Linked DNA regions of Homo sapiens: region 2 is linked to region 1. A link is an interaction called in ENCODE POLR2A ChIA-PET data of the cell type or tissue named here. Cell type or tissue: PC-9. All regions are shown on one strand. Links, peaks and the distances in the headings refer to the core of each region. The heading gives the core; the rest is flanking DNA.

Evidence for each region. Peaks named below come from ENCODE experiments on the same cell type or tissue, not always from the same donor. Only the 100,000 strongest peaks of a DNase experiment are listed, where the experiment ranks them.
Region 2: POLR2A ChIA-PET joins it to region 1 with 14 read pairs; 12 of 35 experiments call an interaction of 5 or more read pairs at or near these places.

Annotation. Positions count from the first base shown.
Region 1 is chr9:129,276,980-129,279,479 of GRCh38, reverse strand. No RefSeq gene overlaps it. Among named protein-coding and RNA genes, the nearest start is that of LINC02975, 4.2 kb to the left of the region's middle. RefSeq lists enhancers at 632-1,540, 1,541-2,449. In PC-9, for the core only: no CTCF peak of the experiment used is centred there; DNase peaks (open chromatin) are centred at 939 and 1,929; H3K4me3 peaks cover 1,946 bases; H3K27ac peaks cover 1,902 bases.
Region 2 is chr9:129,163,140-129,170,895 of GRCh38, reverse strand. No RefSeq gene overlaps it. Among named protein-coding and RNA genes, the nearest start is that of IER5L, 11 kb to the left of the region's middle. RefSeq lists an enhancer at 2,610-3,599. In PC-9, for the core only: no CTCF peak of the experiment used is centred there; a DNase peak (open chromatin) is centred at 3,715; H3K4me3 peaks cover 1,312 bases; H3K27ac peaks cover 1,427 bases.

The DNA.
Region 1 (2,500 bases), core at 1-2,500:
CCTCAGGTGATCCACCCACCTTGGCCTCCCAAAGTGCTGGGATTACAGGCATGAGCCACCGCGCCCGGCCTGTTTTCTCATTTGTGAAGATGCAGGGCTGCTGTGAGGACTGGGTGAGAGGCGCACCTGGCACGTAGCAGGTTCTCACTGGGCGAGTTGCCCCCAAGCCCCAGCGACAAGCCCAGCCAAGGCCCCCGCTCCCCGCCTGGGGAGGTCAAAGGGGCAGGTGGGAAATTGAAACCCGAGATGAATGGCCATTCTGCAGCTGGAGTCCAGAAAGATTCTGGGCATGGGAGCATCACTGGAAAAGGAAATGTGGGGCCCTTGCCCAGGGGAGGGACCGGGGGGGGGGTTCTAGATCCAGCTCTGCCCCCACCCAGGTCACCTCGCTGGCTACAAATGACGACCCCAAGTGGTGCAATGTAGATGTCCAAAGTGAGAAGCAAGGCTTGTGCAAGGCTGTGTGGGGGTTACCTGGGGGTTTGATCTCGGTACCATGAGTGACTCCCAGAATGAGACAATGTCTGCCCCTTCTGCAGGGCAGATGTGAGGAGCCTGAGGGACCTGCTCCCAGGCCACCAGCTCTTTGTGCAAATCTTGGTTTTCTGGTGCTTGGTTGGCTGGAAGAAGAGTGTGGCTGGATTGGGGGCGTGGTCTCTGCTCCCTCAGCCCCACCCACCAGGTGGGGGAAATGGAGGAGAGGGACCCACAGGAGGGTGGTCAGGGCAGCTAGAAGAGATTTGCTCAGGTACCACAGACCCTTGGTCCCTGGAGCACCCCTCTCTGCTAGGAGAGTTGGCAACCAGAACCAACAGTTTTCAAGGCTGCACACCTGGTGGAGGTTGTTGCGGGGGTTGGCCAGGTGCAGGCCCAGGCAGGCAGGGAAGCGCGGAGGCTGGGCTGGGCTGGGTTCCAAGGCAGGGCGGAGCCTCCCAGGGAAGCCGCAGTCACCCATCCGTCACTTATTCATCCATCAAATATGTACCGATGCATGGCCTGGGTGCCGAGACACCCACGACCAGACAGACACAGCCCTGCCTTCCTGGGGCCTGTGATGGGGTCAGCCACGTAGGTCAGTCAGGCCTGGTGGGCAGCAGCTAGGACTTTGCATCTTCCTCTCCGCAAGCCCCTGGGGGGTTCTGAGCCGGCAAGAGATGGGATTTGACTTGCATTTTAAAAGGGTCTTTTAGCTTCTGTGTGGAGAAGGGTGGAGCTGGGAGACTGTGGGGAACTGCGGCATTCTTATGGGGGAGCGGGGATGGCCCAGCCCTGGGTCCCAGGCACCCTGGAAAGGGGCCGGGGGCCAAATGTGTGAGGTTTTTGTTTCATTTTGTTTTTTTTCTGAGACGGAGTCTCGGAGTCTCGCTCTGTCACCCAGGCTGGAGTGCACTGACGGCGATCTCCACTCACTGCAACCTCCGCCTCCCAGGTTCAAGCGATTCTCCTGCCTCAGCCTCCCGAGTAGTTGGAATTACAAGCATGCACCTCCACACCCAGCTAATTTTTGTATTTTTAGGAGAGACAGGGTTTGTTTTTTTTTTTCTTTGAGACGGAGTCTCACTCTGTCGCCCAGGCTGGAGTGCAGTGGCGCGATCTCAGCTCACCGCAAGCTCTGCCTCCCCAGTTCACGCCATTCTCCTGCCTCAGCTTCCCCAGTAGCTGGGACTACAGGCACCTGCCACCATGCCCGGCTAATTTTTTGTATTTTTAGTAGAGATGGGGTTTCACTGTGTTAGTCAGGATGGTGTCAATCTCCTGACCTCATAATCTGCCCGCCTCGGCCTCCCAAAGTGCTGGGATTACAGGCATGAGCCACCGCGCCTGGCCTAGTAGAGACAGAGTTTCACCATACTGGCCAGACTGGTCTCGAACTGACCTCAGATGATCCACCTTCCTTGGCCTCCCAAGGGGTTAGGATTACAGGCTTGAGCCACCATACCGGGCCTCAAGTGTGTTTTAAAGTGAGAGCTCAGACGATCGCTGGTCTAGCTATGATTGTGCCACTGTACCCCAGCCTGGGTGACAGAGTGAAACCCTGTCTCAAAAAAAAAAAAAAAAGGCAACCCATCACGTGGATGTAATGGAGAGGTGGGGGTCAAGGGCTGCTCCAAGAGCTTTGACCTGAGGAAGCAGAGCACGCAATTTCCATTTGCTGTGGGAGGAGCAGGTTTCAAGCTTATCAGTGGAGGAGATGGGGTTTGGGAAACATTAAGTTTGAGGATCGAGGAACCCGTCCTTTGGGAGTGCAGGCCTAGAGGTCAGGGGAGGGGCCGGACTTCGGGGAGGAACCTGGGACCCAGCGCCTGGGATGGAAGAGCTCTCCCAGTAAGAGGGCGGGCAGGCAGTTTACACAGGACAGGAGGAGCAAATGAGAGGCAGGGAGGCAAAGTGGGAGGCAAAGCCATGTCCTGGGGCCAGGAGAAGGGTGTGTTGACAGACAGAAGGAGTGAGCGGCCATGTCTGAGGCTGCTGGCAGGTGGAGGACTGTGATGGTCAATGC
Region 2 (7,756 bases), core at 2,767-5,266, 110 kb after region 1:
TATTTTCCAAATTTTCTACAATAAGCATGTATCACCTTTGTATTTACAAGAAAAACGAACAGTACGCCAGAGAAAAATGTGACATGACAGGTGCTACAATCGATGTCCAGTGTTCTATGGAGCAGAGAGGAGGGAGCAGCTAGGTCCAGTCTGGCTGGGGGAAGGCTCAACCCCTGAGAAACACTCCTCTACCTGACAGCCTTGGTCAACGGGAATCCACACTCCTGTCCTCTGGTTTTTTTTTTAAGAGGTGTGAGACAAAACAACAAGCTCAGCTCCAGGACATGGTTGAGGAGCACTGCGGAGGGAGTCTCGTTCCTTCTCCTCTCTCATCTCTGACCGCTGTCTCAGCCCCACCCAGTCCCAGCCATCAATCGCCACTGACTTGCTCAGAGTCACAGGATTACGCGGCAAGGTGGGCAGGAAGAGGCAAACATACTCAGGAAATATTTTCAGAACTTGGGCTGAAACTAAAGAGGAAGAGGCAAAGCTCAGTGGACAGAGCACTGGACCAGGAGTACAGAGACCCAGACACAGGTTCTGGCTCAGCCACAGACTTAAATTGGGCCCTGGGATGAGTCACTTCCCTAAGGGGCCCATATTCCCTCATCTGTAAAGACAGAGTGAGAAGACAGAAGGTTCTAAGCCAGCTCTGATATTCCAAGAGTCAGAAAAGAAACCATTGCTTCCAGCTTTCTGATGATCTGAGGCTTTGTGTCCCATCCGAGTAAGAAAAACACAGGTAGAGGCTGGGCGCGGTGGCTCACACCTGTAATCCCAGCACTTTGGGAGGCCGAGGCAGGTGAATCACAAGGTCAGGGGTTTGAGACCAGCCTGGTCAACATGGTGAAACCCCGTCTCTACTAAAAATACAAAAAATTAGCTGAACGTAGTGGCAGGTGCCTGTAATCCCAGCCACTTGGGAGGCTGAGGCAGGATAATCGCTTGAACCCGGGAGATGGAGGTTGCAGTGAGCCAAGATCTTGCCACTGCATTCCAGCCTGGGTGACAGAGTGAGACTCCGTCTCAGAAAAAAAAAAAAGAAAAGAAAAACACAGGTAGAAGGACCATGGTGATATCCAAAAGAAAAAATGCACATATATATATATATATATATATATTTTTTTTTTTTTTTTTTTTTTTTTGAGACAGAGTTTAGTTCTTGTCACCCAGGCTGGAGTGCAGTGGTGCAATCTCGGCTCACTGCAACCTCCACCTCCCAGGTTTAAGCAATTCTCCTGCCTCAGCCTCCCGAGTAGCTGCGATTACAGGCGTGTGCCACCACGCCTTGTTAATTTTTTTATATTAGTAGAGACGGGGTTTTCACCATGTTGGCTAGGCTGGTCTCAAACTCCTGACCTCACTAGCCTCGGCCTCCCAAAGTGCTGGGATTACAGGCGTGAGCCACTGTGCCACCTATATTTACAGATTGTGTAACTGAACTAGATATAAAGTGGATATCAGTAAATATATTTACTCCAATAAAAAAGAAAAACACAGGTACCAATATCAAATTCCATGTCTACCTGTGAGTGTGGTTATCTGCCTGTTTCATTCATTCAGTAAATGCATTCAGGCAAGGCCCGGTGGCTTACACCTGTAATCCCAGCACTTTGGGAAGCCGAGGCAGGAGGCTAGCTTGAGCCCAGGAGTTCGAGACCAGTCTGGGCAACATGGTGAGACCCTGCATCTACAAAAAATAAATTAGCCAGGCATGGTGGTGCCCGCCTGTAGTCCCAGCTACTTGGGAGGCTGAGGCAAAAGGATGGCTTGAGCCCAGGAGGTCGAGGCTGCAGTGAGCCATGATTGCACCACTGCGCTCCAGCCTTAGTGACAGTGAGACCTTGTCTCAAAAAATAAATATACACACATTCACCCATTCAAATATTTATTGAGTACCTATATATGCCAGGCACTGTGCTAGGCACCAAGGATGCAGCCATGAACAAGACAAACGAAGGGCCCTCCCCTCATAGAGCTTACATTCTAGTGGTGGGGGGAGGTGTGCAGACAATACACAAGGCAACAAACAAGTAGATAAGTGTTTCAGGAAAATAAACACAGTGCTAGAAAAATTGGTAAGGGCCCGTGGCTCATGCCTGTAATCCCAGCACTTTGGGAGGCCGAGGTGAGCTGATCAGTTGAGGCCAGGAGTTTAAGACCGGCCTGGCCAACATGGTGAAACCCCGTCTCTACCAAACATACAAAAATTAGCCTAGCGTGGAGGCGCGTGCCTGTAATCCCAGCTACTCGGAAAGTGAGACAGGAGAATCACTTGCACCTAGGAAGCAGCTGCTGGAGTGAGCCAAGATCACAGCACCATTGCACCCCAGCCTGGATGACAGAACGAGACTCAAAAAAAAAAAGTCTCAAAAAAAAAGAAAGGACTGGTTGGAGGGGGAGGGGGTGGGGGTGGCACCAGTTTAGATATTTTGATCAGAGAAGGTGATATTTCAACTGACACCTGAACAGATCAGCTCTATTAGTATACGACAGGCTATGCTGCAGTAACAAATTAATCCCTGCATCTCAAAGATTTAACACAAGGATTTCTTTCTCTTTTAAGATCTCCAGCAGGTAGAAAGGATTTGTTTCTTGACCATGCAAAGTCTGAGTCAGACTGCCAGGTCTCCTAGGCTGCTGCCCTCCATACGGTGACTCAGCAATTCAGCCTGCGTCTATCTCAACACAAGGCTTCCAGAATCTCCACCGTGGCACAGAATGAGAGCTGGGGAGTCCTGCAAGGGCTCTTCATGGCCTCAGCCTGGAAGTGATTCTCCTCACTCACACTCAGAGCACATTGGCCAGAATGAGTCCCAGGCCCTCATCTAACTGCAAGGGGGCTGGGAAAAGCAGTTTTCTTGGGTAACTGGGAAGGAAAGGCGAGTACACATGGATGAGCGCTAGAAGTCTCTACCATAGCAGCTGGACAAACAACGGTGGAGGAGCATTCCAGGCAGAAGGAACGGAAAAGGTGAAGACTAAACACATGAGGCCAGGCGCGGTGGCCCACGCCTTAATCCCAGCACTTTGGGAGGCCAAGGCGAGCAGATCACCTGAAGTCAGGGTGAGACCAGCCTGGCCAGCATGGCGAAACCCTGTCTCTACTAAAAATACAAAAATTGGCTGGGCATGCTGGTGTGTGCACCTGTAATCCCAGCCACTTGGGGGACTGACAGAGGAGAATCGCTTGAACCCGGGAGGCGGAGGTTGCAGTGAGCCAAGATCACACCATTGCACTCTAGCCAGGGCAAGAAGAACGAAACTCCGGCAAAAAAAAAAAAAAAAAAAAAAGAAGAAGAAAAGAAAGGAGAGAGAGAGAAAAAAAAGAAAATGAATAAATTTAGCATGTTCATAGAACTGGCTGAGAGAGAGGGCAAGTGGGAGAGGCAGGAGATGGGGCCAGAAAGAAAAGCAGGAGGTGCTCAGATTGTATTCTAATCACAGTGGATGAGAGTTCCATCCGGGGCATCAGTCAGAGCTGGATTCCAATCCCAGCTTTGCCCCTGTAGGATCGAGGGAGCAGCCTGACTTTTCTGAGACTCAGTCTCCTCAAAGGAAGCTGGGACCAGTTACAACCTGTGAAGGTCTTCCTGCTCCGTGCCCAATGCACAACACGCAGAACTAGTGGCAACTATGAACGTTATAGGAACTTCCTTCCTCTCCCGGGTCAGGGACGGGAGGGGAGGGTGCCTGAGGGAGGGAGGGGGCGGGGAGTACGCCAGTATAAACACACCCTGAGTCAGCCGCCCCAACCAGTTTTCCTAGTTGTGCGGGGCCAGCTGGGGCTCCAGACCAATCCAGGATCTGCCCCTCTTCCCCCAGAGACTATGCCCCACAAACACACCCATCCAAGGGACCCTCAGCAAAGACGGAACATGGGAGAGCATCCCAAGCTATGTGAGGGTTCCTTGTGGAGCACTCCTCATTGTAAGTTGTTAAATATCAGATGAGTGACTGTGAGACTGTGGACCACCAGGCACAAGGCCAAGCACCGGAGGGATTCCCAGGGCCATCTCTACCCAGGACCACCCCTACCCAGGGTGCCCGTCCAAAGCCCAGGCTGGCAGTTCCAAGCTCAGCCTCCAAAGCCACATAGAGCTCAAGACAAACCATGCTCTGCTGCTTTTTTTTTTCTTTTTTTTTTTTTTGAGACACAGTTTTGCTCTTGTTGCCCAGGATCTCAGCTCACCGAAACCTCCGCCTCCCAGGTTCAAGCAATTCTACTGCCTGAGCCTCCTGAGTCCCGAGTAGCTGGGATTACAGGCATGCGCCACCACACCCGGCTAATTTTGTATTTTTAGTAGAGACGGGGTTTCTGCATGTTGGTCAGGCTGGTCTCAAACTCCCGACCTCAGGTGATCCACCCGCCTCGGCGTCCCAAACTGCTGGGATTACAGGGGTAAGCCACCACGCCTGGCCAGCTCTGCTGCTTTCTAGGTGACAATAAGCTCTTTCCTTCACCTCCCTGAGCCTCCAGTCCCTTGTCTGCAAAATGAAGACATGCATGGGGGCACCTGCCTGTGCAGTAAGGCTGCTACAGCTCAGAGTCTGACATACAGTGAGTGCCCAGTAAATGAGAGCTGCAATATTGGCACTGGTCAGCTCTGCCCAGATAACTTTTCATTGCAAAATGCATGACAGTTTTCCTACTGACTCTCCTGTTGAACAAAATTATGACTTAACAGGCCAGGCGTAGTGGCTCACACCTGTAATCCCAGCACTTTGGGAGGCCGAGGCTGGAGGATCCCTTGAGTCCAGAAGTCTAAGACCAGCTTGCGCAACATAGTGAAACTCCGTCTCAACAAAAAATACAAAAATTACACTTTGGGAGGCCGAGGCGGGCGGATCACAAGGTCAGGGGTTTGAGACCAGACTGGCCAATATAGCGAAACCCCGTGTCTACTAAAAATACAAAAAATGAGATGGGCATGGTGGCAGGCACCCGTAATCCCAGCTACTTGGGAGGCTGATGCAGGAGAATCGCTTGAACATGGGAGGCAGAGGTTGCAGTGAGCTGAGATCATGCCACTGCACTCCAACCCAGGCGACAGTGCAAGACTCCATCTCAAAAAAAAAAAAAATTAGCCAGGCATGTTGGTGCACACCTATAGTCCCAGCTACTAGGGAGGTTGAGGTTGGAGGATCACTTGAGCCTGGTAGATCTAGGCTACAGTGAGCTGTGATTGTGCCTCTGCACTCCAGCCTGGGAGACAGAGCAAAACCCTGTCTCAAAAGAAAAAAAAGTAACATGCATCTTTTCCAGCGGGACCCAATCAAGATCTTTTTACTCTGGAGTTGGGGGAAGAGACAGGAGGAAGTGCCTTAGAAACTTTGTTGGATTTTTTTGTCTTTCCATAGATTAGGACTCATATTTTTTAAAAGATTAGTCCCCAGGAAGGTGTCTGATTATCTTCAGGACCTGGCTGTGCCTGACAGTCAACATTCACTCAGGATAGATGCTTGATGATTGAATGAATGAATGAAGTGATGGATGAATGAATGAATGAATGAATGGACTCCATTCTAGGGAGTGGCTTAAAGAGGAAACAGTAAGATATTGCTCTGCCTATCCTCCTCCAATCAGACCCTTCCCCACTACCTCTGGGCCTCTGACTCCTCCCCCTTCTGCCCCCCAAATCCAGTTATTTCCTGATGTTTCTTTTTCTTTTTTTGGAGACAGAGTCTCACTCTATTGCCCAGGCTGGAGTGCAATGGCACAATCTTGGCTCACCACAACATCCGCCTCCCAGATTCAAGTGATTCTCCTGCCTCAGCCTCCCAAGTAGCTGGGATTACAGGCTTGCGCCACCACACCCAGCTCATTTTTGTATTTTTAGTAGAGACAGGGTTTCGCCATGTTGGCCAGGCTGGTCTTGAACTCCTGACCTCAGGCAATCCGCCCATCTTGGCCTCCCAAAGTGCTGGGATTACAGGTGTGAGCCACCGTGCCCGGCCTTCCTGATGTTTCTTAAACATTCCATGCATCCTTCCTGCTGTCCTCCCAGCTCCCTGGCACCCTCCAGGCCACTACACACACACACACACATACACACACACACACACACACCACAGAGTGGAAATCCAGTACACACACACACACACACACACACACACCCCCAGTGTGGAAGTCCAGTGTCTCCTTTAACACCCACATCAAACAGCCTGGGGAGAACTGGGAAGACTGGGGAATAAAGCTTCCCTTTGTTCATAAAAAGAAATCCAGGCCTAAGACAGATAAAGGACGTGGCCCCAGAACAGGACAGATCCATGTGGGGAGGGGCAGTGAGACCTCTAGGCAACCTGCAGACATTCCAAGTTGATGGACAGCTCCAAGATTCTTTAAGCCAAGAAAGGGATTCGGGTGTCGAGATTCCTGGGCCTTGGATCCTCTCCTCTCAGGGTCCCATATTGTTCAGGCCTCAGAAACTCAGCTAAAGCTGGCTGAAGCAAAGAGCGGATTTATTTCCTGGCACAGAAACAGGGAAGTCCATGGGTGTTTCGGCTCAGGCGTAGCTGGATCCAGAGGCTCACATGATGTCATCAGGGCTTATTCGTTACCTCTCCTTGGCCTCTTCTTAGGTTTTCTCTGCGGCCAGAACAAGAAGGCCACTGGCCAGGGATCGTGCAGTCACACAGGGCCCCATGTTCAAATGAGCCCATGCTTGGAGTCTAATGCTCTGCTGTCTTGAAATTCAACATCATTTTATCGTTGAGTTTGTGTTGAGTGAAGTCTGAGACAGTGGAGCGTGTTTGAAGCTTCGACTCAGGTGCAGTCCTGTCTCCTGCCACCTCCCCACCTCCCTGAGACAGGTTCTTGGTCCCCCTGCTACCCTGCCCCCTGGCACTCTGGTGCCCTGGCTCTGCCTGGCCTCTCCCTCCCATCCTCGGCAGGGACCTGGGCACAGGCGTAGAGAGGGTTGAGTTCAGGCATCCGTGAGCAGCACCTTGCAGGGCACGGTGACAGCCGCCACTGCTGTGCATTAGCAGCACCACAGCCTGACTGGCAGCCAACCAGAGACCGTGTCTAGACGTGGGGTGAACCTTTCACCTACCCCGATCTGGGTACTGAGGTCCTTAGAGACCACTCCTCTGCTGTAGGTTGAGGTGGGGGCCTGTGGGAAGGGGAGGTACCAGGACTCAGGACATCAGCCCAGTGGTTGGTTGGAAGGTTAATCCAGCAGCTGCCAGGCCCCATCTAGAGAGAGCACGCAGGGAGGCATAGCAGGGGTGGAGGGGGCTGGGAGGGTGTGCACCCTTGTGGCAATCTCCCATACGGAGAAGCACTATCTTAACCACCTTAACCAGGGGGTCTTCTCCTCCCCCTATAACCTTCCTGAGCCTGGCTTGTGTTTGTCTTTTCTGGCCAGTTCAAGGCACACTCAGGGACAAGCCACAGAATATGAATTGTGCAATTTCAGCGATTCTGCACATGAATTAAATGCTCTGGTATTTATATTTATAACTGGTATTACACAGCCAGGCAGAGTGGCTCATGCCTGTAATCCCAGCACTTTGGGAGGTGGGCAGATCACTTGAGGTCAGAAGTTCAATACCAGCCTGGCCAACGTGGTGAAACCCTGTCTCTACTCAAAATACAAAAATTAGCCAGGTGTGGTGGCACACACTTGTAATCCCAGCTACTCAGGAGGCTGAGGCACGAGAATTGCTTGAACTTGGGAGGCAGAGGTTGCAGCGAGCCGAGATTGGCCACTGCACCCCAGCCTGAGTGACAGGGAGAGAGGCTCCATCTTAA